2 separate regions of the Homo sapiens genome follow, and region 1 is linked to region 2. A link is an interaction called in ENCODE POLR2A ChIA-PET data of the cell type or tissue named here. Cell type or tissue: IMR-90. All regions are shown on one strand. Links, peaks and the distances in the headings refer to the core of each region. The heading gives the core; the rest is flanking DNA. Region 1 overlaps STX12 (syntaxin 12). Region 2 overlaps EYA3 (EYA transcriptional coactivator and phosphatase 3).

Evidence for each region. ChIA-PET counts read pairs that join two places held together with the same protein. Peaks named below come from ENCODE experiments on the same cell type or tissue, not always from the same donor. Only the 100,000 strongest peaks of a DNase experiment are listed, where the experiment ranks them.
Region 1: POLR2A ChIA-PET joins it to region 2 with 6 read pairs; 6 of 35 experiments call an interaction of 5 or more read pairs at or near these places.

Annotation. Positions count from the first base shown.
Region 1 is chr1:27,810,763-27,826,152 of GRCh38, reverse strand. It overlaps STX12 (syntaxin 12), which reads right to left. Exons shown (of 9, transcript NM_177424.3): 6 at 13,885-13,990; 7 at 8,230-8,302; 8 at 6,421-6,503; 9 at 1,710-3,922. The coding sequence ends at 3,824. It also overlaps the pseudogene RNU6-1245P. Among named protein-coding and RNA genes, the nearest start is that of PPP1R8, 12 kb to the left of the region's middle. In IMR-90, for the core only: no CTCF peak of the experiment used is centred there; a DNase peak (open chromatin) is centred at 8,772; H3K27ac peaks cover 283 bases.
Region 2 is chr1:27,963,953-27,979,342 of GRCh38, reverse strand. It overlaps EYA3 (EYA transcriptional coactivator and phosphatase 3), which reads left to right. Exons shown (of 18, transcript NM_001990.4): 17 at 869-969; 18 at 4,797-8,999. The coding sequence ends at 4,877. XKR8 (XK related 8) reads right to left here. Exons shown (of 3, transcript NM_018053.4): 3 at 11,250-12,840. The coding sequence ends at 12,143. Among named protein-coding and RNA genes, the nearest start is that of XKR8, 12 kb to the right of the region's middle. In IMR-90, for the core only: no CTCF peak of the experiment used is centred there; a DNase peak (open chromatin) is centred at 8,732; H3K27ac peaks cover 173 bases.

The sequences.
Region 1 (15,390 bases), core at 7,045-11,044, 150 kb after region 2:
CCACCCGCCTCGGCCTCTCAAAGTGCTGGGATTATAGCCGTGAGCCACTGCGCCCAGCCCATAGTTTTATTAATAACTCATTGGAAGAGAGAATGCTAGATCTACCCAGTACTGCTAGGATATTTCATAAAGGAAGTAGAAAAGGGGATGATGGCTCACGCCTGTAATCCCAGCACTTTGGGAAGCCGAGGCAGGTGGATCACGAGGCCAGGAGATCAAGACCATCCTAACAAACACGGTGAAACCCTGCCTCTACTAAAAATACAAAAAATTAGCTGGGCATGGTGGCGGACGCCTGTAGTCCCAGCTACTCGGGAGGCTGAGGCAGGAGAATGGCGTGAACCCAGGAGGTGGAGCTTGCAGTGAGCCGAGTCACGCCACTGCACTCCAGCTTGGGCAACAGAGCGAGACTCCATCTCAAAAAAAAAAAAAAAAAAAAAAAAAAAAAGAAAAGGAGATGAGAAAATGAAAGGAAGATAGAGGTAAAAATACAATTTGTATGTTCACACTAAACTGCCGTGGGTCCTTATAATCAGAAAATTTCGTAGCTGGAAAAGAGCTACCAAGAAAACTTGGGGCCTAAAGGTTAAGTTACTTTTTCTTTTTTCCCCCGAGACAAGAGTCTTGCTCTGTTGCCCAGACCTAGAGTGCAGTGGCATGATCTTGGCTTACTGCAACCTCCACCTCCTGGGTTCAAGCAATTCTCTTGCCTCAGCCTCCCAAGTAGCTGGGATTACAGGTGTGTGCCACTATGCCTGGCTAATTTTTGTATTTTTAGTAGAGATGGGGTTTCACCATGTTGGCCAGACTGGTCTTTAACTTCTGACCTCGTGATCCACCCGCCTCAGCCTCCCAAAGTGCTGGGATTACAGGCATGAGCCACCGCGCCCAGCCATAAGTGACTTTTTCAAATACCCTCAGCAAGTTAACGGCACAGCTAAGGTCTTTTGTACCCCAGTCTAGTTTCTGACATCCAAACCAATGCTTCTCAACCACAGTTACAGGTAAGAATTACCTGGGGCCTTTAAAAATCCCTATGCCCAAGCTATATATACTCCAGACTAAATTAAAATCTTGGAGTTGTGGGACTGAGGTATCAGTATTTATTTTTTATTTTTTAGCAAGAAGAGGAGCACAGAGAATATTTTTTTAAAAATATAGAGCACTTCGGCCAGGCGCCAGTGGCTCAGGCCTGTAATTGCAGCACTTTGGGAAGCCGAGGTGGGCGGATCACTTGAGGTCAGGAGTTCCAGACCAGCCTGGCTAACATGGTACAACCCCATCTCTACTAAAAATATATTTTAAAAAATGAGTCAGGCATTGTGGTGAGCACCTGTAATCCCAGATACTTGGGAGGCTGAAGCATGAGAATTGCTTGAACCCAGGAGGTGGAGGTTGCAGTGAGCTGAGATTGTGCCACGGCACTCCAGCCTGGGCGACAGCGTGAAACCCTGTCTCAAAAAAAAAAAAAAAAAAAAAAGTATATATATACATACACACAGAGAGAGAGACAGAGAGAGAGAATTCATGAATTTGCAAGTCATCCTGGTGCAGGGGCCATGCTAATCTTCTCTCTATTGTTCCCATTTTATATACGTGCTGCCAAAGTGGGCACTGTATTTTTTTAGTTTCTAATGTGAAGCCATGTTAAAAACTGCTGTCCTAGATTGTGATGCTCCCAATGATAATCAAGGCACAGATAAGGAGAATTCTGTGAATAGGTTTATTAAGACCACCTAGGAGAACCTCTTTGGCAACTACCACAAATTCTAGGCCATTTAAAATCCAGGCCAAGTTCATATTTGCTCTCCATGATCACCATTACAACAACCACAGGTCACACAGTATTACAGAACAAAAGCATGGTCACTTTATTTTACCCAAATGCAAATCGTTTTTCACAACCAAGACTTTTTTCTTTCCTACAATGTTACAAATGATGTATCCAAGTCCGACTGTAATTTGGAGTTAAACAGGGATCATAGAACCAAGGAATTATCTCTGAAGCTGCTCTTTGGGCCACTGTGCCACCCCAACAGCTCTATCCTGTTGTTCTTTTTTTTAATTAAAAAATCATTAAAAAAAAAATGGAGATGGGGTCTTGCTATACTGCCCAGGCTGATCTTGAACTCTTGGGCTCAGACGTACCGATATACTGATCCTCCCGCCTCAGCCTTCCAAAGTGTTGGGATTACAAGTGTGAGCCATTGCACTCAGCCATCTCTACACACTGTTTTTCAAGGAAAGGCAGCTACACCTATTCCGTCTCCAAACCAACCCTCACCTGGTGTCCAGTTTTCTTGGAAGTCTCAATTTTTCTCATGACAGCACATTACCTAATACCTACCACATTAGGATGTTAACTCATAAAAACATACTACAAAAGCTTTAAAAAACATTTATTTGTATTAAGTAAGTGCAACAGTGCAAAGAAACTTATGCATTTGGGCCCTTGCTTCCCTACTGTTCACATTAGTTTAGTTTAGAAGATTAAGTATAATAACAGAAGGAGAACAGAAGAAATGAATATAAATATACTCAGGGTAGCCAAATCCTCTAATTCACTAAAGGATGAACCAAAGTTGTTGGCCAGATTCACATTTATGTGGGAGCCTAAACAAATTATGTTCCCTTTAACTGTTCTAGGCCTGTGGAAAAGGGAAGTGGACAACATTTATATTACAAGACAGTAATTTTATTGAAACATCTTTTTTTGTCTAAAACTATGCATGGAGATATTAATCTCTTGTTTATAAATTAGGTTAAGTCTAACATCACTATTTGAAACCAGTGTTATTTACAAAAATGAACCTCTTCTTTGCTTTATTGTTGGTTTACAGGAATAATTTTAAACCAACCTCAATCTATCTTTAAAAATCTTCCTGCCTTCAAATGCCCAGCAACCCTTATAAGGTAGGGGGCAGCCCTTTGACAGCAACATTCATCATTCACCAGGAATGTAGAACCACAAGTGAACAACAACAACAACAACAACAAGATTAAATCATTCCCAACAATTCCTATTTGCTTTTCCAAAGCATGCTATGTCTAATTCTGCCTTTCTATGCAGACAGGTGGGAGAGGGAGCCCATAGAGTATATTAATGTTAATTAAATTAACTTCCTTTAAAAGCTAACAGGATGGCTTAGTGTGGATGAGGATGAACTGCTGTGGATGACACTAGCAGATAATGAAGTAAACTTTAAACCCAGATTAGTAACATGTACTCCAGTAACTGACCAGCTCAGATAGAGACTTCTCATTTACTCTGGATCACATGTACAATATTTTACCTTCCAATTAAATATAGTGCCAAAATCTTTCAAAATAGATAGAGAATAGGCTTCTTAGAAATTCAAATAAAAATGTTAAATAATAAAAACTGGTGGCCTATTATAGAGTTTCTGACAGACTCCAATATACTGGGTACCAGAAAGTAACTCTATCTCAGATGCTAGTAAAAAGGTAAATTTTGTATATACATAAAAGACAATATTACGAGACTGTAGTGTCATTTGTCAAAACAAGAATATCTAGAATGGAATTTTCAGTAAACACTTGGGATGAAGGGCAATCAGAATACAAGAGGAAGCAAAATCCACATAAGTTAATTCCTAATTTGAGAAATCAATAGAATCAATAAATTGATAATTACTGTCTCCATAGGTCACGAATTCCAAAGACTAGTTAGTAGTTAGTTTCTAACTAAATGATTACAGGACGTTCTGATATATGCTGTCTTCTTGTGATCAGTTTGTTCTGGCAAGACTTCAACAAGCACTTGCCCTTGAAAACAGCTCAGCGGGAGAACGATCGGAGGCAATCACTTCGTTTTATAAACTAGCCAGATAATAAGTCCCAAGATTAGAATAATCACTGACAGGACAAGCACCAGGATACACATCTTCTTGCGAGATTTTTTCTGAGGAAAGAAATATGTAAACAAGATACTCATGAAACAAGTAAAATTTGTATGTGTAAGACTCTAAGAATGCTTCATAAATCTGCCTCCTTGTAATTAAAGATTAACTCTATCCATGCAAAATTATGCACAGACTTTCCCAGAAATCTTAAGTCAGCAGCACTAGGTAGTAGTGCAAGTGTTTTTTGTTTGTTTGGTGTTTTTTTTTTTCTTGAGACAGAGTCTCACTCCGTCACCCAGGCTGGAGTGCCGTGGTGCGATCTTGGCTAACTGAAACCTCCACCTTCCAGGTTCAAGTGATTCTAATGTCTCAGCCTCCTGAGCAGCTGGAATTACAGGCGTGTGCCACTATGCCCAGCTAGTTTTTGTATTTTTAGTAGAGACGGGGTTTCACCAGTGTTGGCCAGGCTGATCTCGAACTCCTGACCTCAAGTGATCTACCTGCCTCGGCTTCCCAAAGGGCTGGGATTACAGGCGTGGGCCACCGCACCCAGCCGAGTAGTATAGGTTTCAAAGTTTTAATTCCAAGTCCCCACATACAATTTTGCAAAGGAACTATACCTGTGCTGCCAGGCATTATTTGCAATAAAATAAGTTATTTGTGCATGTGTATTTTAATAACATTTTATAATACGTATAAAACTGTTATGTTCATTGTAAAAAAAAAAATACAGCAAGCGGAGGGAGAAAAAAAAATCACCCATAGATAATACCGTCAACATTTTTGTATTTCTTTCTGATTTGTTATCTATGTATATTATTTGACATAACTGGATCACATTGTATGATGTTTGATGTTTTTCCTCACTTAATGTTTAGTATAAACATTTTTCTGTTTAAACTCTTCAGAAACATCTCTTAATTCCCATATGCAACAATGAGTGGATGTATATAATTTACTTAATTATTCCTTTACTGTTGGACACTAAATTAATCACCTAGTTTTTAAAGGAAACACTATTATTAAATACGAATTTCTTTACGAGCACTCCCAGGTAAAATACAGCTATCCCAGGAACACGGAAAACAACTGAAATGCTATTTCTTCTTTTTTTTTTTTTTAATTATACGTTAAGTTTTAGGGTACATGTGCACAATGTGCAGGTTAGTTACATATGTATACATGTGCCATGCTGGTGTGCTGCACCCACTAACTCGTCATCTAGCATTAGGTATATCTCCCAATGCTATCCCTCCCCCCACCCCACAACAGTCCCCAGAGTGTGATGTTCCCCTTCCTGTGTCCATGTGTTCTCATTGTTCAATTCCCACCTATGAGTGAGAATATGCAGTGTTTGGTTTTTTGTTCTTGCAATAGTTTACTGAGAATGATGATTTCCAATTTCATCCATGTCCCTACAAAGGACACGAACTCATCGTTTTTTATGGCTGCATAGTATTCCATGGTGTATATGTGCCACATTTTCTTAATCCAGTCTATCACTGTTGGACATTTGGGTTGGTTCCAAGTCTTTGCTATTGTGAATAATGCCGCAATAAACATACGTGTGCATGTGTCTTTATAGCAGCATGATTTATAGTCCTTTGGGTATATACCCAGTAATGGGATGGCTGGGTCAAATGGTATTTCTAGTTCTAGATCCCTGAGGAATCGCCACACTGATTACCATTCAGGACATAGGATGGGCAAGGACTTCATGTCTAAAACACCAAAAGCAATGGCAACAAAAGCCAAAACTGACAAATGGGATCTAATTAAACTAAAGAGCTTCTGCACAGCAAAAGAAACTACCATCAGAGTGAACAGGCAACCTATAAAATGGGAGAAGATTTTCGCAACCTGCTCATCTGACAAAGGGCTAACATCCAGAATCTACAATGAACTCAAACAAATTTACAAGAAAAAAACAAACAACCCCATCAAAAAGTGGGCGAAGGACATGAAATGCTATTTATTTCTAAAAAGCCATGCAACACCAAATTGAAGGGAAGTGAGAAAGACTTCATTCACATTATTTGTACACTGAGATAAAGACTTGGATAAGTAAAAAAACCAGAGTTTCAACTAACATGTAGAAGGATTTCACTTTACAGGAACAGTTCCAGAATGATTATCCTTATTTATTCATATATAAATAGCAGTCGAAGTTGATTCTATGTCCATCCTCTATGGCAACACTCAACATAAAGAATCTATGAAGTCTTCTACTTTAACTGTACTTCTTACTATCCTAATTGAAATACATTCAGCTGTTCGGGATATAAAACAGCCTCATAGCAGATTTAGGTATCATATTAGTGTATAGGGTTAGCTTTGCAGTTACTAGCCTTCTGATAAGTTTATTCAAGGTGTGATTATTTTTTGTAGATCTATCTGCAAAGGAAAATAATAAAAATGGAACTGGGACTGCAATTATGACTACTTTCCTTTAGCTTAAACCTAAGCAAAGGCTGTAGCTGTTCTCAATATGTCAATGTACTCTGATGGCCTAAAAAGTCTGCAACACAGAGTGACTTTCTTTGGTACCCGCTTTTACCTGATAGTAAGCAGCTCGCTGTAACTGTTCAGTGGCTCTTTCGACGTGCACCTCTGAGCTTTCCACATTGGCTTCTATGCTATCTGCAAAAGGAAGGACAGAGGATGTTTTAACACACTCAGATGTTTTAAGACTGCAAATTGAACAGATTTCTGATGTTACATGTCCTGGTTTCACTACCACTATCCAAACTATCCAGCCATGAAATCGAGTTACTACCTTGGTAAGAGACTAGCCTTTTCTTTGGAGAAAAAACAATGAATTTTTGGGGGCTATGAAGTATTTAACTTACCCATAAATGATTCATAAAAAATTATGTAGATACACATAGAGAAAGAGAGAAAGAATACATAATAAAGCAAATGGGGTAGAATGTTAACAAGAGGTAAATCTGGGTAAAGGGTATAAAGAAGGTCCTTATAATATTTTTATTTTTGCTACCTTTTTTTTTTTTTTTTTTTTAAGAGACGGGATCTCACTCTGTCACCTAGACTGGAGTGCAGTGGTACAATAATAGTTCACCGTAGCCTCCAACTCCTGGGTTCAAGTGATCTTCCCACCTCAGCCTCCTGAGTAGCTAGGACTACAGGTGCATGTTACTATGCCTGGCTAATTTTTTGGTAAAGACAGGGTCTTACTATGTTGCCTAGGCTAGTCTTGAACTCCTGGCTTCAAGTGATCCTCCCACCTCAGCCTCCCAAAGTGCTGGGATTACAAGCGTGAGCAACCATGCCCAGCCTATTTTTGCAACTTTTAATAAACTCGAAATTATTTCCACATAGAAAGCTTTAAAAAAAAGAGTTACTGGCCAGGCGTGGTGGCTCACGCCTGTAATCCCACCACCTGGGAGGCCAAGGCGGGCAGATCACCTGAGGTCGAGAGTTCAAGACCAGCCTGACCAACATGGAGAAACCCCGTCTCTACTAAAACTACAAAATTAGCGGGCGTGGTGGCACATGCTTGTAATCCCAGCTACTCGGGAGGCTGAGGCAGCAGAATTGTTTGAACCCAGGAGGCGGAGGTTGTGGTGAGCCAAGATCGCACCATCGCACTCCAGCCTGGGCAACAACAGCAAAACTCCGTCTCAAAAAAAAAAAAAGGGTTACTAACCCCATAATTTTGCAAGTTTGTTGAGATAAAAGCTGGGAAGCTGAGAGCTATTTCTCTAAACAAAGATGTACAAAGAAGTCAATGGGACTGAGTATTCATGAGGCCTCATTTAACTTCTACATTTGATAACATAAAAAAATTGCTACGAAAAATAAATTTGGTAATTTTTAAAACGGCATTCCTAAACATACTTTAACTCTATAGCTGATATGACTAACTCCATTTTTTTTTTTTTTTTAATTGAGACGAAGTCTCATTCTGTCACCCAGGCTGGAATACAGTGGCGCAATCTCGGCTCACTGCAACCTCCACCTCCTGGGTTCAAGGGATTCTCCTGCCTCAGCCTCCCGAGTAGCTGGGACTACAGGTGCATGCCACCAGGCGTAGCTAATTTTTTGTATTTTTAGTAGAGACGGGTTTCACCGTGTGAGCCAGGATGGTCTCCATCTCCTGACCTCATGATCTGCCCGCTTGGGCTTCCCAAAGTGCTGGGATTACAGGCCTGAGCCACCACGCCTAGCCTAACTCCTTTTTCTTTCTTTCTTTCTTTTTTAAGAGACAAATTCTCATTATGTTGCCCAGGTTGGCTTCAAACTCCTAGATGGTGCTTCAGCCTCAGCCTTCTGAGTAGCTGGGATTACAGATGCATGCCAAATACTATCAACTCACCTTGAGGTTAAAGGTATCAATAATACATACCAATCAGATCACCCTGGTCATGGATCATCATGGCCAAATCTTTAAATATCTGATTGACATCCAAAATGTCAGCCTAAGGAAGACAAAAAACAATTAACTAACATTAAGCAACATGTTAGAAGATTTGTTTCCCTCACGTACCTAAAGTTTTAGCTATTAACACGTGTGTTTTTAAGGCTCTACAAAGCATGCTTTCTCCATAAACAGAAAATAATCTATTGCTGCCTACCCAATATTGTAAAACAGAAGGCACATAAACTCACTCTTCAAGCAACATTAATGGGACATGCTACATGAGAACCAGTAAGAGCGCCCAAGTCCAAACAGTACAGCAGAAGGCTGGAGTGCTGATATAGACAAATTCTTGGTGTGATAGCCCTATGTGGAGACTGCTAGGCCTTGTGACAAAAGCCTGTTGAGTGCCTCCCGATGACAACCACTGGGACTTTGGACTACAGAATTTAAATGTTTATACAAGATCATGCTATCTGAGGAATGCAAGGAGGAGCTACAAGTAAGGAGCCTCTTTTCCCCTGGGATTGACTCTGGAACTGTGTGAGGAGTTGCTGGATTCTGTCATCACTGGACAATGCCCTATGGTAACTCCCAACTGACTGACAAAAAGCTGATGGTCTGTGGATAGCAGTTCCAAAGTGAATGGACTACAACCTATTTACTGCTCTGATCAAAGAAGGTAAACACAAATCAGCTCAGTGGGCTGAACTGCAGCTTGTTTTCCTAACAGCAGTGGAAGAATTTAACATTGGCAAAATCCCCTATATTTGGGTCTTTCTCCCTCCCTCCCTCCTTCTCTCCCTCCCTTTCTTTTTTCTTCCTTTTCTTTCCTTCCTTCTTTCCTTCCTTCCTTCCTCCCTCCCTCTCTTTCCTTCCTTCTCTCTCTCTCCCTTCCCTTTCCTTTCCTTCCTCCCTCCCCTTCCTTCCTTTTTTCCCTCCCTCCCTTCCTTCTTTCTCCTCTCTCTTTCCTTCCTTTCTCTTTCTTTTTTTTTTGAGACAGAGTCTTGCTCTGTCACCCAGGCTGGAGTGCAGTGGCACAATCTCGTCTCACTGCAACCTCCACCTCCCGGATTCAAGCAATTCACCTGCCTCAGCCTCCTGAGTAGCTGGGATTACAGGCCCATGCCACCACGCCCGGATAATTTTTTATTTTTAGTAGAGACGGGGTTTCACCATGTTGGCCAGGCTGGTCTTGAACTCCTGACATCGTGATCCACTGCCTTGGCCTCCCAAAGTGCTGGGATTACAGGCATGAGTCACTGTGCCTGGCCTCCCTCCCTCCCTCCCTTCTCTCTCTATCCCTCCCTCCCTCCCTTCCTTCCTGATCCGCCTGCCTCGGCCTCCCAAAATGCTGGGATTACAGGCATGATCCACCGCGCCCAGCCTCCGTCCCTTCTTTCTTTTTATTTATTTTTATTTATTACTTGTTTTTTTTGAGACAGAGTCTTGCTCTGTCATCCAGGCTGGAGTGCAGTGGCACAATCTCAACTCCCTGCAACCTCCATCCCCTGGGTTTGAGTGATTCTCCTGCCTCATCCTCCCCAGTAGATGGGATTACAGTCGTGCACCACCACGCCCGGCTATTTTTTTTTTCTGAGGTAGAGTTTCACTCTTGTTGCTAGGCTGGAGTGCAATGGTGCAATCTCGGCTCACTGCAACTTCCGCCTCCTGGGTTCAAGCAATTCTCCTGCCTCAGCCTCCCAGGTACCTGGGATTACAGGATGTACCACCATGCCTGGCTAATTCTTTATATTTAGTAGAGATGGGGTTTCACCATGTTGGTCAGGCTGGTCTCGAACTCCTGACCTCAGGTGATCCACCCACTTTGGCCTCCCAAAGTGCTGGGATTACAGGCGTGAGCTTGTACTGTGCCCGGCCCTAATTTTTGTATTTTTAGTAGAGACAGAGTTTCACCACATTGGCCAGGCTGGTCTCGAATTCCTGACCTCAACTGATCCGCCTGCCTCGGCCTCCCAAAGTGCTGGGATTACAGGTGTGAACCACCACGTCTGGCCTATATTTGAGTTTTTCTGACTCATGATCAGGCAGAAGAAAGACAATGGAAACCTGTCTTATTAAAGGGGTGCTCATATGGGGCATGACCCTATGGAAATTTGAGGGCAATTCCCTTCCAGGTTTGAAGGGTTATTGGAATCATAACCTGGCAAGCATTTCAATCACTTGCTAAGAGTCTACTATAGTGGACTATCTGCTAAAGCAAGTCTTGTCAGCATTTCAATCACTTGCTAAGAGTCTACCATAGTTGGGGTAGTCTGCTAGTTGCTGTGAATACAGCTAACTGGGGTGGACGTGGGGAATAAGTGCACAATAAAATAAATAAGAAGGAAGAGTACTATATAGGAAATGGCTGAATTAATGGTATAGAAAGGTGTGGAGAAAAGGAAGACTCTGCAGAAGAGGTAAGACATGAGTTGTGCCTTAAAGCAAAGGAGAGGTCATATGAACAGAAAGGCAACTCAGTTAAAGAGCAAATAACCTAGCTTTGCCATAACATAGAATGTGTATGTCAGAGTTTGGAAATTACTAGATACGAAAATTGAACCTAGGCTAAGGAATTTGGACTTTCCTCTGTTGAATATGAAATGATCCATTATACCCTGGCATCCATTACATTTCTTTCCTTAGCTCCATATGTCTCACTCCACTTTGCTATAACGGTACATTCGTCCCTTGGTATCCGTGGGGGATTGGTTCCAGGACTCCCTCCCTCTAAGTCACTGATATAAAATGGCATAGTATTTGCATATAACTTGTGCCCATTCTCTCCTATATTCTAAATCATCTCTATATTACTTATATAATGTTACATTACTATTTTATACTACATTACTATTTTACATAGCACTTACATTGTATTAGTAATGTACTGAACTAATACAATGTGTTATATAAAATACTGTTACACTGTATTGGTTTTTACATTTGTATTATTTTTTATTGTTGTATTATTTTTTAGTTTTTTTTAAATATTTTCACTCCACGGTTGCTTGAGTCTGAGGATGTGAAACCTAAATATATCGAGGGCCAACTGTATTTTTTTTTTTTTTTTTGAGACAGAGTCTCGCTCTGTTGCCAGGCTGGAGTGCAATTGCTCACTGCAACCTCCGCCTCCCAGGTTCAAGCACTTCTCCTGCCTCAGCCTCCCCAGTAGCTGGAATTACAGGCATGCACCACCACACCCGGCTAATTTTTTGTGTTTTTAGTAGACACGGGGTTTTACCATGTTGGTCAGGCTGGTCTTGAACTCCAGACCTCAGGTGAGCCACTCGCCTCAGCCTCCCAAAGTGCTGGGATTACAGGCATGAGCCACCGCGCCCGGCTAGTAATTTTTCTTTGAAGGAAGGATTATTATTATTATTTGAGACAGAGTCTTGCTCTGTTGCCCAGGCTGGATTGCAGTGGCACGATCATGGCTCACTGCAGCCTTGATCTCCTGGGCTCAAGTGATCTTCTGCCTCAGGCTCCTGAGTAGCTGGGACCACAGGTACATGTTACAGCACCCGGTTAATTTTTTATTTTTTGTAGAGGTAAGGTCTTGCTACACTGCCCAGGCTGTCTTGAATTCCTGGGCTCAAGCAATCATCCTGCCTCAGCCTCCAACTTGCCGGGATTACAGGCATGAGCCATTGCACTTAGCCATATTTCTAATGTTAGACAATTAATTCAATTAGTAGTAGCAGTAGGTGAAAAAGAGTAAAGATATGACATTTTTGAAGGCAATAAAATAATCATAACTTAAGGATAAACTATCCCATCTAAAAACAGACAAGACCAGCCTGGCCAAAATGGCAAAACCTCGTCTCTACTAAAAATACAAAAATTAGCCAGGAGTGGTGGCGGGCACCTATAATCTTTGCTACTCAGGAGGCTGAGGCAGGAGAATCGCTTGAACCCAGGAAGTGGAGGTTGCAGTGAGCCAAGAACGCGCCACTGCACTCCTGCCTGGGTGACAGAGTAAGACTCTGACTCAAAAAATAAATAATAAATAGATAAAAACAGACATTGATGGCCTTTAGGGCAGTGGGTCTCAACCCTGGCTGCATATTATAATCACCTGGGGGAACTTTTTAAAAAAATACCCATGCCCAGGGCCTCACGCCCAGAAATTATGATTTATTAGTTTGAACCATATAAAATAATGGATATTTGCCCATTTTTAACATATAATAAACAGGAATTTCACATTATCCCATCAGGTAATTAGTGGTGGATGAGAGCTGGGGCATTAAAAAAAAATCTTCTCCAGGTGATCCTCATGTGCACTCACAGTTCAGAACCACTGCTACAGATGGAGGCCAAGGAAGAGCTCAAAATTTCCCTCTCTCCTTTTCTCCTCCCCTGATCCCAGCAATGGCAGCCTTCTACCTTCGGAGAAAACTAAACTGGAGAAAACTCAGGTTTAAGGATATTTTAGCTGGGCACAGTGGTTCATGCCAGTAATCCCAGCACTTTGGGAGGCTGAAGCAGGCAGATCACTTGAGGTCAGAAGTTCAAGACCAGCCTGGCCAAAATGGCAAAACCCTGTCTCTACTAAAAATACAAAAATTAGCCGAGTGTGGTGGTGCGTACTGGTAGTCTCGGCTATTCAGGAGGCTGAGGCAGGAGAATCACTTGAACCCAGGAGAGGGAGGCTGCAGTAAGCTGAGATAGTGTCATTGCACTCCTGCCTGGGCGACAGAGCAAGACTTAGTCTCGGAAAAAAAAAAAAAAGGATATTTTATTAGTCACTGTGCAAAATTAAAGTTGAAAGCTCAGTTAGGTAAGAAAGGCCTACAGACTTCTCCCTCAACCTCCACCTCAAAAACTGTTCCTATTTCTCTGACTCACTGAAGGGATAAGATGTACAACTTGGGATTAGACTTTAGGATATACAAAAATGGAGCAAGACTTTTGGCCTGCCTTTATTCTGGGCTCTTCAGACTAAGCAAAGGGGCTCTCCATGGAGTCCTGCCTAACCCGGAGGTTGGCATTGAGATTTGAGGTCAAAGTTCTAATGAGCAATAAAATATCTGTCTGCCTTGTTCTGTTCTCCATGTACATTTCTCCAGGAGAAATAAGATGTGGTGATCCGTATAAGATGTGGTGATTGAGGAAAGGATTTGAGTACTCCTGGGCACCAAGGCCAATGCCATTATAACAGTAGTTCATGCCAGGAGCGGTGACTCACGCCTGTAATCCCAGCACTTTGGGAGGCCGATGAGGGTGGATCACCTGAGGTCGTGAGTTCAAGACCAGCCTGACCAACATGGAGAAACCCCGTCTCTACTAAAAATACAAAATTAGCTGGGCGTGGTGGCACATGCCTGTAATCCCAGCTACTCGAGAGTCTGAGGCAGGAGAATCGCTCGAACCCAGGAGGCAGAGGTTGCAGTGAGCCAAGATCACACCACTGCACTCCAGCCTGGGCAACAAGAGCGAAATTCCATCCAAGATAAAAAAAAAAACAAAAAAAACCGGTAGTTCAAACCCACCATGATTACACTGAGACAGAAAAAATACAAATCACACAATGACACATTTTATGCCTTTTCATAATCACTAAGAGAATTAAAGTGAACTAAGGAGTTCAGATACCTGCAGACACACTGAGTCAAACAAAAAACATGACGTGGCTCTCACCTCCAGCTGCCGAATTGCCGTTTCTCTTTCTTTAATAAGTTCCAAATCCTGCTCAGTGATGGCCACCTCATCCTCCTGGCTCTGCATCTGGTTCCACTCCTCATGGCTGCAGGGAAACAGGCACACTAGGTGATTTCTCCTCTCAAAGGCATAACAAGACATATCTCCAACATCTCTACTGCCAGCAGAACCTATGCAAAGACATTACCAGGGCTCCAGTCCTCTGCTATCAATAAAGTCTTGGAGGGCCACATTCTTCATATCCAGAAGCAAAGAGCTGATGATATCAGGAAAACAAAGACTCAGCTTCCATGGGCAAAGCTGACATGTGGCAGAATTATGACGGATGGGACTCCTGGCTGTTTCCATTTAGGGGTATACTCTGTAATCTCACTGGGGCTTGCCAGACAAGGAAAGTAGCCAGAGATTTGAACTCATTGAATTATGTTGCACCATCATCTTCCAGGGCACTCTCAAAGTGCAAGCTGCATTAGTACCTTCAGTACTAAGTGGGTGGAGAAGAGCAAGCTAAGTGACCTATCAGTGCTTTGCCAGTTAGTTCAACAGAATCACATCTCCTAGTTTTCCAAAATTTCCTTGGGGTTATGCTTTGGGTTAAATACCTCTTAACAGGCCAGGCGCGGTGGCTCATGCCTGTAATCCTAGCACTTTGGGAGGCCGAGGCAGGAGGACTGCTTGAGGCCAGGAGTTCAAGACCAACCTGGCTAACATAGCAAAACCCTCATCTCTATTAAAAAACAATCCATAAAAAACCCTCTTAACAGAAAGCTAGTGAAATGTTATAACACTTTTTAAAAAATTCTTTTTAGAAATGGGGGTCTTGCTTTGTTGCCCAGGCTGGTCTCAAACTCCTGGCTTTAAGCTATCCTCCTGCCTCAACCTGCCAAAGTGCTGTGATTACAGGCTTGAGCCACCATGCCTGGCTTTTTTTTTTTTTTTTGAGACGGAGTTTCGCTCTTTCATCCAGGCCGGAGTGAAGTGGCGCTTACTTCACTCCGCCCCCCGGGTTCAAGAGATTCTCCTGCCTCAGCCTCGAGAGTAGTGGGGATTATAGGCACCTGCCTCTACACTCAGCTCATTTTTGTATTTTAGTAGAGATGGGGTTTCACCATGTTGGCCAGGCTGGTCTCGAACTCCTGACCTCAGGTGATCCACCCGCCTCGGCCTCCCAAAGTGCTGGGATTACAGGCTTGAGCCACCATGCCCCAACGCCTCTTTATTTTCAAGCATTTAAAAGGAAAACATATTACTTATTATACTAGATATAAAACACTTTGAAATTTTCCATTATTATGTGTTTTCCCATCAGTATCATAAATCATACTTCACCCCTACAATGTTTAAATAACGTCCTCTTCGTGCTAGAGATACAAAACTAAGTAAGACAGAGTCCCCAAGCCTTTGAGGTGCTCATAGTGTAGTGGGGAGGGATGGATGTGTATCTATGCTAAAACATATCAAGTTCTGAACTAATACCACAAATAC
Region 2 (15,390 bases), core at 6,288-10,287:
ATTCTGGGGCTGTTCTCTCACTGAAAGACGTAAGGCCTATACCCAGGACTGTTTCTGGGAAATGAAGAATTGGAGGGAAATGGCTTTTTGTTTGTTATTGTTTCTAACAAGAAATCAGGGCCTTGTGTTTTCACTTCTCTTTTCTACCCTAAAACATTTCACCCCAAAAATCATTCATTCATTATGACACAATGACCAGAGCCTAGATTTGGAGTCAGGGGCCCCAAGTTCTAGCTACTTGCTTGTTTGTGATCTAGGGGCAAGTCACTAAACCTATTAATCTTTCCCATTTATAGAAATTCCCTCACACTAAGATCTTAGGGACTTCACCCTCAACGTGAAGGTTAAAATAAGTTTTTGGGTTGTTTGTTTGTTTGTTTTGAGACAGAGTTCGCTCTTGTTGCCCAGGCTGGAGTGCGATGGCATGATCTCGGCTCACTGCAACCTCCGCCTCCCGGGTTCAAGCGATTCTCCTGCCTCAGCCTCCCCAGTAGCTGGGATTACAGGCACGCGCCGCCATGCCCAGCTAATTTTGTTTTTTAGTAGAGACGGGGTTTCTCCATGTTGGTCAGGCTGGTCTCAAATTCCCGACCTCAGGTGATTCGCCCGCCTCGGTCTCCCAAAGTGCTGGGATTACAGGCTTGAGCCACCATGCCCGGCCAAGTTATTTTAATGGCACAACTTCACATTCTTTGGGCAGAGGGTCTACTGGATCTCTAGCTCCCATCCCTACTCCCCAGCAAGCAAACTACATGGGCTGTCACTTAGTCCACCTAAGCACAGGCAGGTGAACCTAGCAGCAGCCCTCTTCTTTGGTTTTGAAAAGAAGAGAAGAGTATTCTAACAGGAAATTTCTTTTTCTCATCAGGTAAGGAGAGCTGCTTTGAGAGAATTGTGTCAAGGTTTGGAAAGAAAGTCACATATGTAGTGATTGGAGATGGACGAGATGAAGAAATTGCAGCCAAACAGGTAACCATGGTAAAGAAAAATAGTCTATGTGGTTGTACATCGAGTAATGAGAAAAATGGGAAAAACTACAAAATCTTAGCAATCTATTATGCATTTATAATATTTTCTCTTTCTTCCTCTCCCATTTTTCTTTAAAGAAAAAGAGGGTCTTTTTTTTCTCCAGATGGAGTTTTTCCTCTTAAGTTTTTAGATCCATCCCTTCCTCTTCCTCCCTGTCACTCAAGAATCTTAAAATCTTTAAGCCCTTCTACAGGGATCCCATCATTAAACCTGAGATGTGCCCCATCTTCCATCTTCAAAGACAGTGCCTTCTCAAGCATCAGACTTGACTGCAAAAAGGCTAATCATTCTTTCTTTTCCATGCTTCAAGTTCTCAGACAGTACAACCAATAGCTGTTTCTGTAGAGAAAGTCTTTCCTGCCTTTGAGCCCTGGAAAGATTGTTCTGATGTTAACCCCACCACTATACAGGTCCCAACTTCAGGTCACCCCTTCTTTTTTTCTTTTTTCTTTTTTTTTCTGTTTTTGAGATAGAGTCTCACTCTATCTCCCAGGCTGGAATGCAGTGGCACAGTCTTGGCTCACTGCAACCTCCGCCTCCTGGGTTCAAGCAATTTTCCTTCCTCAGCCTCCCAAGTGGCTGGGACTACAGGCACCCGCCACCATGCCCAACTAATTTTTGTATTTTTAGTAGAGACGGGGTTTCCCGTATTGGCCAGGCTGGTCTCGAACTCCTGACCTTGTGATCCGCCTGCCTCGGCCTCCCAAAGTGCTGGGATTACAGGTTTGAGCCACCACGCCTGGCCCAGGTCACCCCTTCTTAATATAGGAAACAATAGATGAAAGAGTCTTGGCTATAGAACTTAAAATCCCATCTGTGTCTCAGCTATGTGAATTTGAACAATTATCCTCTTTGAGTATCCTCATCTGCTAAATGGATCTGTAGAAGTTCTTTCCCTCCCTATCCCAATTTATTTTCTTCCAGCAACTCTATTTCTTAGACATGGAGGCATTGGGTTGCCAGCTAGAACCAACTGCCCTGATACTCTTCATCCAGTTAAGTGGAAACCTTAGCAACTATAATAAACTATGAGATTGGTAATCAGTTGGCATTATTATCTCATGTTTTCATTTGTCACTTTATGTAGCAATTCAGGGATCCTTATTTTTTCACATATGTTATGAAGCTTTGATTCTAAAGTGCTTCTTGTTGCCCTCTTTGGGAAAGACACTAGTGGGTGTAGGCATCAATGTTTCCTGGTCTGAAGAAGGGTATGGGGGAGAGAACAACTCATCAGCAGAGTTGGTAACTCTGAGCTAATGTCTTTAATCATCTACAACAGAATACATCCATTGAGGCTGGGCACGGTGGCTCATGCCTATAATCCTAGCACTTGGGGAGGCTGAGGCAGGCAAATCACCTGAGGTCAGGAGTTCGAGACTAGCCTGGCCAACATGGTGAAATCCCGTCTCTACTAAAAATATAAAAATTAGCCGGGCATGGTGGTGCACTCCTGTAATCCCAGCTACTCGGGAGGCTGAGGCACAAGAATTGCTTGAACCCTGAAGGCGGAGGTTGCAGTGAGCCGAGATCGTGCCACTGCACTCCAGCCTGGGCAACAGAACAAGACCCTGTCTCAAAAAAAACAAACAAAGTATATACCAATTGGAAAATGCCTTAGCACTTTATCCAGTTCAACCTATACTCTGTGAAGGATATTTTCTGCAGCCTTTCTGACAGAAGTCTCTCTAGTCCTTGCTTGAATATGCCCAAGGATGAGGACACTGGTTCCCAGTAGCCTATTCCACCGTGGGATCAACCAAGCTGTTAGGGTGTTCCCCCTTCCACTGAGCAAAAATTTCTCTACCTTCACATACTAGTCTGGCATTCTTTTTTTTGTTTTGTTTTGTTTTTGAGATGGAGTCTCACTCCATCGCCCAGGCTGGAGTGCAGTGGCATGATCTTGGCTCACTGCAGCCTCCGCCTCCTGGGTTCAAGCGATTCTCGTACCTCAGCCTCCCAAGTAGCTGGGACTACAGGTGCACACCACCACTCCCAGCTAATTTTTGTACTTTTAGTAGAGACAGGGTTTTGCCATTTTGGCCAGGCTGGTCTCAAACTCCTGACTTCAGGTGATCCACCCACCTCAGACTCCCAAAGTGCTGGGATTGCAGGCATGAGCCACTGCACCTGGCCTCTAGTCTGGCATTCTTGAACATAACAAGTCGGTTTCCTCTTCTGTATGTTAATAGCCTTTTAAATATTATGTGTGAGCAGCTGTCTTGAAAAACAACTAGGGTATATGCCAAAATAACTGTGTTCTAGGACCTCAATATTCTGAGTAACTTGGAACCAGTTTCAACTAGATGATAGGAAAGTTAATCTCCTCAGCTTCATAGAACATGGTTTCCAATACTTGGATTTATCAAAGCCCTCCTTTAAAATATGGCCTCCACATGAGAATCACCTAAACCTGGGAGTGGAGGTTGCAGTGAGCTGAGATAGCACCACTGCACCCCAGCCTGGGCAAAAGAGTGAGACTCTGTCTCAAAAAATATAAAAAATTAATTTAATTTAATTTAAAAATATCGGCCGGGCACGGTGGCTCACGCCTGTAATCCCAACACTTTGGGAGGCCAAGACGGGCGATCATGAGGTCAGGAGATCAAGACCATCCTGGCTAACACGGTGAAACCCCATCTCTACTAAAAATGTAAAAAATTAGCCGGGTGTGATGGCAGGCACCTGTAGTCCCAGCTACTCGGGAGGCTGAGGCAGGAGAATGGCGTGAACCCGGGAGGCGGAGCTTGCAGTGAGCTGAGATCGTGCCACTGCACTCCAGCCTGGGCGACAGAGTGAGACTCTGTCTCAAAAAAAAAAAAAAAATATGGCCTCCAGGCACAGTGGCTCATGCCTGTAATCCCTAGCACTTTGGGAGGCCAAGGTGGGAGGATTGCTTGAGCCCAGGAGTTCAAGACCAACCTGGACAATATAGTGAGGCTTCATCTCTACAAAAAATAAAGAATTAGCCAGGCATAGTGTCACATGCCTTTAGTCCCAGCTACTTGGGAGGCTGAGGTGGGAGGATCACTTGAGCTCAGGAGGTCAAGGCTGCAGTGAGCCATGTTCATACCACTACACTCCAGCCTGGGTGACAGAATGAGAGCCTGTCTCAAAATAAAATAAAAAGTAAAATATGGCCTCCAGAACAGCACACAGTTTTCTGGACATGATTTTGACTACATAATATAATGGGATTATTATTTCCCAGATCTGTACATTCTCCATCTTGGACATAGATAAGATTTAGGTGTTGCAGTTCTGAAACTTACAAGAAATTGACCATCCATGAGACAGTATAATCTTATATCAAATACTAATTTTTCACCTGGGCCATTTTATTTGATCCTTAAGACCCTGTATGATAACTGGAATGCCTGTAGTTCCAGCTACTCAGGATGCTGGAGTAAGAGGATTACCTGAGACCAGGGGTTCAAGGCCACAGTAAGCTATAATCACACCACTGCACTCCAGCCTGGGTGACACAGCAAGACCCTGTCTTCAAAATAATAGCTAGAACAGGTAATCTCTCAAAAGCACAAAGTACCACTGAAACCTATTTAAAATTTCTCACATTTCTAAAGTGTGCAATGTACAAGGTCCTTATGCATATGATTATTTGATCATTATAACAGCCCTATGAGGCAGGGATAGATAGGGTTACCATGTACCTTGGGGAGAGGTGTGTTGAGGAAAGAGTATGGGCAAATATTTATATAAGCTCTCAGAAGAAGTTGGATTAACCAGCTATTCCCACTCTCTTCCAGCACAACATGCCTTTCTGGAGGATCACAAACCATGGAGACCTAGTATCCCTTCACCAGGCTTTAGAGCTTGATTTTCTCTAAGAACTGGAATGAGGAGCCTTCCCCTTGAGCTCCTTTTCACTCCTGAAGGGAGCTGGAGACTGGAACCAACTGAGAACTTTCTCTGTCTGTCTCTCTCTGTGTCTCTGTCTCTATCTCTCTCTCTTTCTCTCTTTCTCTCTCTCCCTCTCTCCCTCCCTCCCTTCCTCTCTCCCTCCCTCTCTGCCTCTCTCTCTCTCTCTCTCTCTGTCTTTATCCATGGAATGCTGGCGAGAACACAATCAGAACCAACAGCTGCAATTTTTGCTAAGAGTGAGCTGCAGCCCCGTGTTCATCTCCATACAGAAGCAGGGACAGTTGGATAGAGAGAACAATGGACTCACTGCAGCTACAGTGCTTTTAATTTTTCTGTGTTTTGTTTTTGTTTTTTTGTTTTCAAAAAATGAAAAAGAAAAGGAAATTCCTGGGGCAGAGTTGCACTCTTAGTCCATGACCAGATTGAGAATTACTGATAACTTGTGGTGATCAGATAAATGCAGCAGACTTTTATGATAACATCTCTTGCAGTCTTAGAGTCTCCTTAGCTTAGAATCTCACTTATTTCCAGCGAATGTGTATGTTATTTTTATAGGTAAGGGTCTGATCTTTGACGCAGGTTTCCCCCACTTTCTTTTTCTAGCAAGAAGGGGTGTTTAAAGTCTTGAAAATAGTAATTGAAATATCTAAAATACCTCCCTGTGGCAGTAGCACCTCTATAGCTGCTCCAGTGGTCTGCTCTCTAGGATGATACCTTTCCTGTTCTTCTATCTCCTAGCTGGTGAACTGTGGGGCACTGGACACTGAGTAACTTAAACTTTGGCATTTCCCATCTAGAAGCCTTAGTCTTCTTTCCAGTCCCTTTTCCCTTTAGTCAAATGGCACAACCCTAAAAACTCCTTCAGCTTGACTGTCATTCAGACTGTATCACAGGAGGCTTAGCTTCCAAACTGGAGAGAAGGAACTAAAGTGTCTTATGAATTTCAGCTTCTTGGCTCTTGAGACCGAAAGGTTCTACCTATTCCCCCTGCAGAGAAGCACCCATTTCCCATCAGATGCTCGTCCCTGCAGCTTCTTCCTTCTTGGTCATCATAATGCTAGGTTCTTACCCCTTTCCTGCCCTCTGCACCTCATGTCCACCTCCAGGCAGCTCTGGCCAGTCCCCGGGTATTAGACCCAAGAATTCAAATCAAATCTAAAAACATGCTTATAACTACATTTTGGCCAAAACTGCCAATGTATTTGACTTCCTTTGTGGAAGCCCTAAGCCATATGAAGGATGTCCCAGGTATGTATTTACCCAGATCTCTGCCTGAAACTGAAGAGCAGATTGCTGTATTTAAATTTTCCCATGGAAAACCCTGCTTCTCAAATCCCATTCTAAAGTAGGAAACCAGAAAGACTTTGCTGATTGTGGGGGGAAGGGAGAAACAGACAGGTTTTCACATTGTTGCCAAGGCTGGTCTTGAACACCTGGCCTCAAGCGATCCTCCCACCTCGGCCTCTCAAAGTGTTGGGATTGTAGGCATGAGCCACTGCACCCAGCCAGACTTTCCTGATTTAAATGAGAGTACTGCATCATTCCCTACTTCATGGCCCAAAACTTAATCCTGGGCCAAATGCAGGAGCATCTCTCGACCTCTGGGCAGATTGGTGGGTGCCCAGGCACTAGTCACAGCCTTCCAGCCCAGCCATGATTGTTGGATGCCCCATCCCTCCAAGAGCAATTTGGGCATCTACTCAGGCAGGATAAAATTCCCTAGAGCTGAGGAAGTTCAGCCTCTCCCAGGCTACACAGAGAGAGATGATACAAGCACCTCAGATTGAGATGCAGGATTGGTCCGCAGAAGGAGGCATTGTTGACCAACCCCAGCTATAATTGCTTGTCACCAGAGATTCTGCATACCCATTTCCAGAGATGTTGCAGCACAAAGAGGCAAGACTCCTTCCAATGCCAGGCCACCCAGATAGCAAGAGAGAGAGGCTGGTATACACATTCCTTCAGAACTCATTGAAAAGCGCTCATAACTCGTGATTTTAAGGAGTAAGTTTTTGCTGAGTAGCTGAAGTCAGTGCTCCTTTACTTAGCTGCCTCTTTGGCCTTGTTTCCTGTGGGGTTGGGAGGAGGGAGATGTAGTGTGAGGTAGGCCTTCCCTTGGTCTGTATTCAGCATAGTTGCCTAGATGCTGCTCTGCCTTGTTTGATGGTTGATCTTAGGAAGCTCTAGGTTTTACTCTGAGGCCTCAAACCCTCCCCCTATGCAGTATAGCTGTTGGGTTTTTGTCCTGGACAAAGGCCACGGCTGTTGTGCTGCGCTTCAGGTTTGTGAGGCTGCGGAGTGGTACCCCCACCATGCACGCAAGCACACACACACAGATACTTCCCTCTCCACCCTTTTGGGAGCTCTTTATTTTAGAATGTAACTTGAACTCACTTTTATCATTGGCCTTTTTCCTCTTACTCTGACTTCCTAGCTTAGCTCTTTCCAAAAGGAACTTGAACTTGGCCAAGAGAGGTAAGGAGGCTGAGCAGAGCAGTCTTTGCTCATTCCTGGTTGTTGCCACCCTCATTTAAATGGAAGAGAGAAAACAGGAGCTTCTTGGCTGTTTGCCAAAATGAATTGTCCAGGGAACACAGTGCTCTCTGTAATTACCCTGCCTTTTTCTCCACCCCAACACAAAAATCTGGAAAGGAAAATAAGTGGGTAGGATTAAGAGCTGTTAGAAGCTGAGGACCAAAGGACACTGTGGGTCCATTCATCAAGGGGGAGACCCTCTTCATTAGAGTCCTCATGAAATTAGCCAAATGATGAGTCCTTCCCTAGCTGGGCATGGTGGGTTCTCTTTTTTTTTTTTTTTTTTTTTTTGTTGTTGTTGTTGAGATGGAGTCTCGCTCTGTCACCCAGGCTGGAGTACAGTGGCATGATCTCGGCTCACTGCAACCTCCGCCTCCCAGGTTCAAGCGATTCTCCTACCTCAGCCTCCTGATTAGCTGAGATTACAGGCGCCCACCACCACGCCTGGCTAATTTTTGTATTTTTAGTAGAGATGGGGTTTCACCATGTTGACCAGGCTGTTCTCAAACTCCTGACCTCAGGTGATCTGCTCACCTTGGCCTCCCAAAGTGCTGGGATTACAGGCATGAGCCACCATGCCTGGCCAGGCACTGTGGGTTCTACAGGATGGGTCTGTAATGTCACGGTGAGGGCTCTCTCTAGTAGTAGATCTGGAGTGAGGTGTGTCTTGGGTTGAGGAGGTGGCTTGACTTTCGAATGTAAAACTGACTGTGCCTTAGCATCACCCTGTCCAGTGCCCCTGGGGCAGCTGGTAGTGTCCAGAAGAATGGACACCTGCTCCAGATTTAGATGCCCATCTGGGCTTTTGTTTGATTTGCGGCGTTCCTGTCTTCTGTAAAGCTAGTGAGTTGTCCCAAGAGACTGATGCCACAGCTTGTTCGCAGTTTACACAAACTCAGCTTTAAAATTCCAAATAGAATCTGACTTGCAAACTCTAGCTGCAGCATGTGGAGCTTCTAGATGTTTACTACCTTGAATGGTTGTCAGTGTCACTGAACCACAGGGGAGAGGAGTATGGGGTAGAGCAATGGTCTGGGCCAAGGAATGGTGAGCTTAGGGTCTTCCTCTGACTCCTTACTCCTCAAGGAGGCAGTTAGGGTCCCTCTTAAGCAGGCTTCTATTTCTTACCACTAAATTGGTTTCCTTTTTCATCCAGAAGTTAGAACTCCCCAGATATTCACACTATAGGATCTGAATTCCGAGATTCTAAAATATCTTAAACCACAAGAGAGAAAATCTAGTTCTGCCTCAGCCCCAGTCAGCAGGCCATCTGTCCCTTCCTCTCCTCTGAGTCAGACAGCTCTGGCAAGCAAGGCTCCTTGGCTAGTTCCTAATGCACTGACAGGAGCCCTCCCATTAAGGACGACTTCTACTCAAAATGCGACTCTCCCTCTGAACTTCAGATGCCTCTGTTAGCAGGAAAAGGCATTGATTGGATTGGATATATTTATGTGACTGCGGGCATTTGTGGCTGTAGAATCCGTGACCGTAATGTTATATGTAATGGGAACTATCTTATAAACTTGAAAAAAATAAAGTTTTTATTTTCTATAGTTTGCTCCTGTGTCTTTTCTGAATAGGATCAGCACAGTTGCCCAGCTGTGTGGGGTCCTAATTATGGCTTCATAAAAATTCTAAGAGTTCATTAGAAAGATGTCACCCTTTCAGTAACTGGGTCATTTCACCAAAAAAGTAAGAACAAACCATTTGGTATAAATATACATGGGAAAATATTTTAAAATAATTTGTATGGGAGAATGTATTGTTTCTAAAATATATTGCTTTTAAAGTTTAGAACTGGAGTGAGAAAAGATTTCATTCACTTCCAAATATGCTGAAATTTATTAAGGAGAGAAATCAGTACCTTGCTGCACTGCACTTAAACCACAAAAGCGATAAAACTGACAAACTGATACCAAACCTCATTTGATTTGCCCTGATTTCCTGTCACATCAACTACTTTTTCTCATTTCATTTCTCTGATTTGGGTCTGGCTGTATCCCTCTGGTCTGGAAAACAGTCACAAAGCCTTTCTGCCTTTTAGTCCAATGAAGGAAATCAGAATTGGGTTCTAGCTTCCAAGTACCATACATGTCAGACTATAAGATGTATTTTTCCAAAAATTCCCCAGAAAAGAGGAAGTTGCCTATTCTAGTTATTAAATGTTTTCCTCATTAGGTGCACATTAGTTGAAGCAAACGCGTTAGCTGCTATATCCCTACTCAGTTATAAATACAAATATTAGAGGCATTGATTTCAAGCACAGAGTAGATAAACATCTCCATCTCTTCCTGCAATTTCAGGTGTGTGTGTATGTTTACATGTATTCAATTAGAAGAATGGTCTTTGTTCTAAGATTGGTACATCCTTTTATGAGATGATGAAAATAAATGGTGGTAGTTTTTTGTTTTGTTTTGTTTTGTTTTGTTTGAGGCGGGGTTTTGCTTTTGTTGCCCAGGCTGGAGTGCAATGGCACGATCTTGGCTCACCGCAACCTCCGCCTCCCGGGTTCAAGCAATTCTCCTGCCTCAGCCGCCCAAGTAGCTGGGATTACAGGCATGCGCCACCACGCCTGGCTAATTTTGTATTTTTAGTAGAGATGGGGTTTCTCCATGTTGGTCAGGCTGGTCGCGATCTCCCGACCTCAGGTGATCCACCCGCCTTGGCCTCCCAAAGTACTGGGATTACAGGCGTGGGCCACCATGCCCAGCCAAATGGTGGTAGTTTTTAATGCCCTTTTTTGTTAAAATTAAGTTGCAACCATGTTGGCCATTTTATAGGTACATGATATTCAAAAGCCTGAAAATCACTAGACAGGATGATCTGCAGGATCCTTTCTGCCTCTAACCATTGCTTGTATGTAAAAGTCACCAGCATCATCTCAGATCCTCTCCCTGCCCCCACCCTTCATCTCTGGGTCATCTTTAGTTCCAGGCCAACAGAGTGGTTACAAGTGCTTATTCATCCGGTGGAATTCTGTTTGCATCATTCCTTCCACCACAGTGGTTCAAGCTACCAGTGACTCCAGGTTCTGCTCCTTCTCGTGACATTTATAGGCCACACCCAAGTCACTGCTAACCAGCTTACCGGTTTTGCAGGAAGGCCTTCCCCAGCCATTCTATACAAAGTTGTAATTCCCACCCCCAACACACAAATACTTACTCTCTCTCCCTATCCCTTTCCCTTTTTCTTTTAGCACTTCTTAACACTATCTGATATACTAAATGTTTTACTTATCCTGGTTTTTGTGTCTCCACCAGAATAGTAACAGAGCTGAGACTATCCTGGATCCCATCACAGCAGTGACTAGAACATTTTCTTCTCTATCTCAATTGACTTTTCTGTCCCGTTTCTCCAAACCATGGACCTCCTAGAACAGCAAAAGGTTCCACTTCCCCAGCACCATCACCCACCACATCCACATCCCCTGAGGCACCTCATCACTTAACCTCTCAGAGCTCCCAGCAAAAAGACCTTTCTTCACCAGGCAACTATATTCACTTCTTGGCCCTAAATGTGTCTGTGGCCACTCCTGCTGGGCCCAGCAGCAGAGCTGGTGTTGAAGAGGATGCACTAAGTCAGCCCAGATCTGGATTCTGATCTCCAGCTGAGCTGTCTACCCCACGCTGGCTCACCAGCTCCTGAAACTTCAAACACGAGGTTGAGAAACCCCACCTAAGCCAGCCCTCTCTCTGTTCGTGGACCTTGACTGATTTTGAGAGGTAGATTTTATGTCCCTGATCTCTTCCAGTTCAGGCTCTGAACTCCATAGGGGATTTCGTTTGATGACACAGACTAGGTTGGAGGATTTCATGAGGCTTTATTCATAACCTAATAATACTGTTGAAAACAACACATCTGTCACTTGTAGAGACCCACAGGCACACACATTCTCTTCCTCTCACATAGACTGAGGTAGGAGGTACACTGGCTAAGGCAAAAAAAATACTCAGTGGCTGTGCAAGGCTCAGACCAGGCTCACAAGGCTCTTGGTTGAAAAGCAGCCCCTTGAGAGCAGGAGCAGAGGCCAGGCCAGCTTCACTGAGATCCCAGAGGTTCTGACTGGGGCCACCCAGAGTTGGGCATCCCTGGCTTCTAGCATTTGGGATCTAACCCGGGACTGGTTGGTGCAAGTAGCGGATGAAGCTAGGCTGGTAGCTGGTCTTGTTCCAGGTTGCAAGGACAGAATGATGTTCCTGGCACATAAACTGCTCTTGGCAAAGATTTGTTTCATGAATTGAATGAATGGTGTGGGGGAGGGAAGGAAGAATTCTAGAGGACAGCCCCTGTGGCCTCCTAGCCCAGGATAGGGGAGCTAAGGGGTGGGGCAGCACCTATACCAGTCATTTTAGAGGTAGCCAGGGAGGGAGGTGGAAGTTTTGGGGCACCAGCTATACCAATGGCAGGGGGAAAAGGTAGTCTTCTTTCCTCCCAAAGTGTCTTGTACATAATTGGGGCTCTTGACCCTCCAGGGCCCAGCCCTTCTCATCTTGTTCACTGTGAACTCCTTGAAAGGAGGCCTCTGCCCGACTCAGCACCATCCCTGGTGCCCGGCCCAGCACAGGCGTCCCGCTCTTGCTGAGTGCATAGAGGCCACAGCAGCATCGTTAGCTTATCCTCGCCTGCCTTCTGCCAACAGAGTCACTCTCCATCTCTGCTGGCTGGGTCTGATCCTGCTTCAAAGGACGCCGTTCACCTATCCCTTCACTGGCGAAGCAGCCTCATCCTTAGCCTTGGGGAAAAACTTCTGTGCTAAATGGGTCATGCGCCTGTTCTGAGGCAGCTGATACCCCTCTGGAGAAAGCAGACTCCGGGCCCCGTCTACCTGGTCAGGGTCGGGCTTCCAGCAGCAGCTAGGGTGCAGCCAGTGGTAGTACACAAGCCGCAGAGCCAGGCCCAGAAAGAAGCAGCCGCATCCCACAGGCAGCCACAGCTGCAGTGGAATCCCGCTGGGCAGCCAGGAGCTATGAGTCACCCAGGTGGCCACCAGGAGAATGCTGTCACTCAGGAGGAAGGCGAAGTGGATGATGGCCCGGCCTCGGGTGCGGCCCTCAGCCACGTTGAACCAGGAGAAATAGAGGATGGTGGCCACCGTCACCCGGTACAGCCACTCGGAGCTGGGGTCCGGCATGAAGTCTGTGCCCTGAAGCCAGACCCAGAGCAGCAGTACCAGCCACAGGCCCAGGAAGTGCAGGGCCACATAGCTGGGGAAGAGGGCTGAGAACAGGGCCACAGCCAGGACTCGGGGCCACAGCAGCAGCAGGTTCCACAGGAAGTAGATCACGGAGGAGCCCAGGCCCAGGAGCGGCTTGGAGGGGAGGCAGGTGCGCAAGGCCCGGTGGTAGTCGAGCAGTGCCCACGAGATGCCCAGGAAGGATGTGCAGATGCCAACCCCTGCAAAGAGTAGGAGGGAACAGTGAGTCCTGGGGCCAGCCTGCTTGGCACTCCCCAGCGGTCACAGGTACCGTGGGGGCCCTCCCAGCAACCCTGGGGTAGGTATTAGAATCCCTCGTTTGTTGAAGGCAAATCTGCAGCTAGAGAAGACCCAGTGAGTTCCCACAACCAAAAACAAAGCTATGACTCCTAATATAGAGCCTGCCCCTCACCACAGCGCTTTGCTGCGTAGGTGCTATCCGGGTGGTATTTGTCAAAGATGAGAGGATGTGACCTGTGGCCCACCCAGCACTCAGCACCCCTGGGCCTTGGCTGCATCCTGGGCATCTTCCAGGGCCCCATAACCCTTTCTTTCTGGGAAGAACACAAGCCTTCCTTGTGTCTAAAAATCAACAGTCTCAGTTCCGTCTTTCTTAGTCTCAAAAAGGGAGTAGAAAATCCCATGGGGTGGCAACAGGCTCTGGCTAAAGCTGCCCTCAGGGCCAGGAGAGATGTCCCTGCTGTGTGGACAGAAGGTCTCCCCACTCCCCTCCCCTCCCCTCCAAGACCAGAGGCCATCGGACTGACCCCTAACCTTGATTTTCCAAGATCCAGAAGTTTACAACAGGGGTCCTATCCCACCTCCTGGTTGCCAATCCTGGAGCAGAAGCACAAGGGCCTCCAGGGAGGGATGGAAGTGGCACCGGCACGTCTCCCGACTGCTTCCTCCCCTGTCCCCGTCCACCGCAGTCATTCGACAGATGTTTACTGGGAACCTATTAGGCGCCCAGAACCCACTCCTAGCCTGGAAACAGATCTGTGCTCATTAGCCTTGCCCAGGTCTCAGCAGGGCTGATGTTCTTCCAGTTTGCCCAGCATGCCACCTTCCGTGACCTTGACAAGCTCTGCCCAGGATGTTAGGTCGCCAGAAGCACAGGCCCCACTTCCCCGGCCTACTCCTCCATTACCCCGCAGGCCCCAGCTTGAAGAGCCCCGGGAGTCACCCACCCTGACCCCATGCCACCCACTCAGCTGTGTCAGGTATCCCTGTAACATGCCACCCACCTCTGTCTGGAGTCTCATCACACAGTAATTATCTATTTCCTTATCTCTGGGCTCCTCGAGGGTAGAAAACAGACTCTGCTCACTTGGGATCCCCCAGCAGCCCAGTACCTGGCACATAACAGCAGCGAAAGAGATGTTTGCTAAATAAAAAGTAGGGAAAATCTGTCTCGCCCCCTTACCCCCTGCCACACTCACAGTGCAGACTGTCTGCACTTGGCCCTGGTTCTAGACACCCCCAACCCTCAACAGACAAAGACGTGTGCCCAGTGAGTGCCCAGTAACCCAGGGCAAGTCACTCACCTTTCTGCACCTCTTTAAAAATGAAGATCAATATAGCACAAACCTACAGGGCTGCTGTGAACATGAGCAATGATGACTGTAAGTGCTTCCCACAGGGCCTGGCTAATAGCTGGCACTCGATTGTGACAGCCGCTATTATTGTTTTTTCAATCAATATATAGACTCAGACTAGCAAGACGAAAGGGCCCTTGGAGATCGAGTCCAACCTCCATCTTCCACAGGAAGGCTCTCCAGGTCACACAGCGAGTGACGGTAGAGTGAGGACTGGTTTCTTGAGAGGCTGTGGCATTTATGGCAGCGGTGGAGGAAGGCAAAGGGGAAGGCTTGGACCCTGAGTCGGATGTGAGTGGGGGCCCTCTTTAGCTTGGCCACTGTCCAGGTCTGTGGAAATGGGCAAGTCACTTTCCTTTCATGCAAAAACCCTCCCAAAGCTCCTCACTGTAAACTTCACCCATGCTTAGGGGGCCCTGTGATCCTCTGCTCCCTGCCTCTCCCTTTTCCAGTCACTCAACCGTAGCTACTTGTTTTAGTCTATCATCCTGGCAGGGCAGGGGCTGGGTTCATCTTGTTCACTGCTGTGTCCCCAGCACAGTAACAGGCACAGAAGAGATGCACAATGAAAACCTGACTGGATGAAGGCATTCAATATATTGTTTCTTGTTTCTCTTTTAAAATTTTGAAGAGATGAGGTCTCACTATGTTACCCAGGATGGTCTCCAACTCTGGCCTCAAGCGACCTGTGCACCTTGGCCTCCCAACGTATGAAATTGTTTCTTAACTAAAAAGTTACCTATGCTGTATCAGGCACCTTACACACTTCATTATCTTCAAAATTATAAAAATTACAATTAAGACTTGTGGGCCAGGCACAGTGGGCGACACCTGTAATCCCAGCACCTTAGGAGGCTGAGGTAGGAGGTTACTTGAGCTCAGGAGTTCAAGACCAGCCTGGGTAACAAAGTGGGACCTCGTCTCTACAAAAAAAAAAAAAAAAAAAAGAAAGAAAAATTAGCCAGCATGGTGATACACACTTGTAGTCCCAGCTACTCAGGAGGCTGAGACAGGAGGATCACTTGAGCCTGGGAGGTGGAGGCTACAGTGAGCCATGATCAGGCTGCTGTACTCCACTACGGGCGATGACAGAGTGAGACTCTGTACCAGGAACTTATGTACCAGGAAATGGGCTTTCTTTGCATCACCTCATTT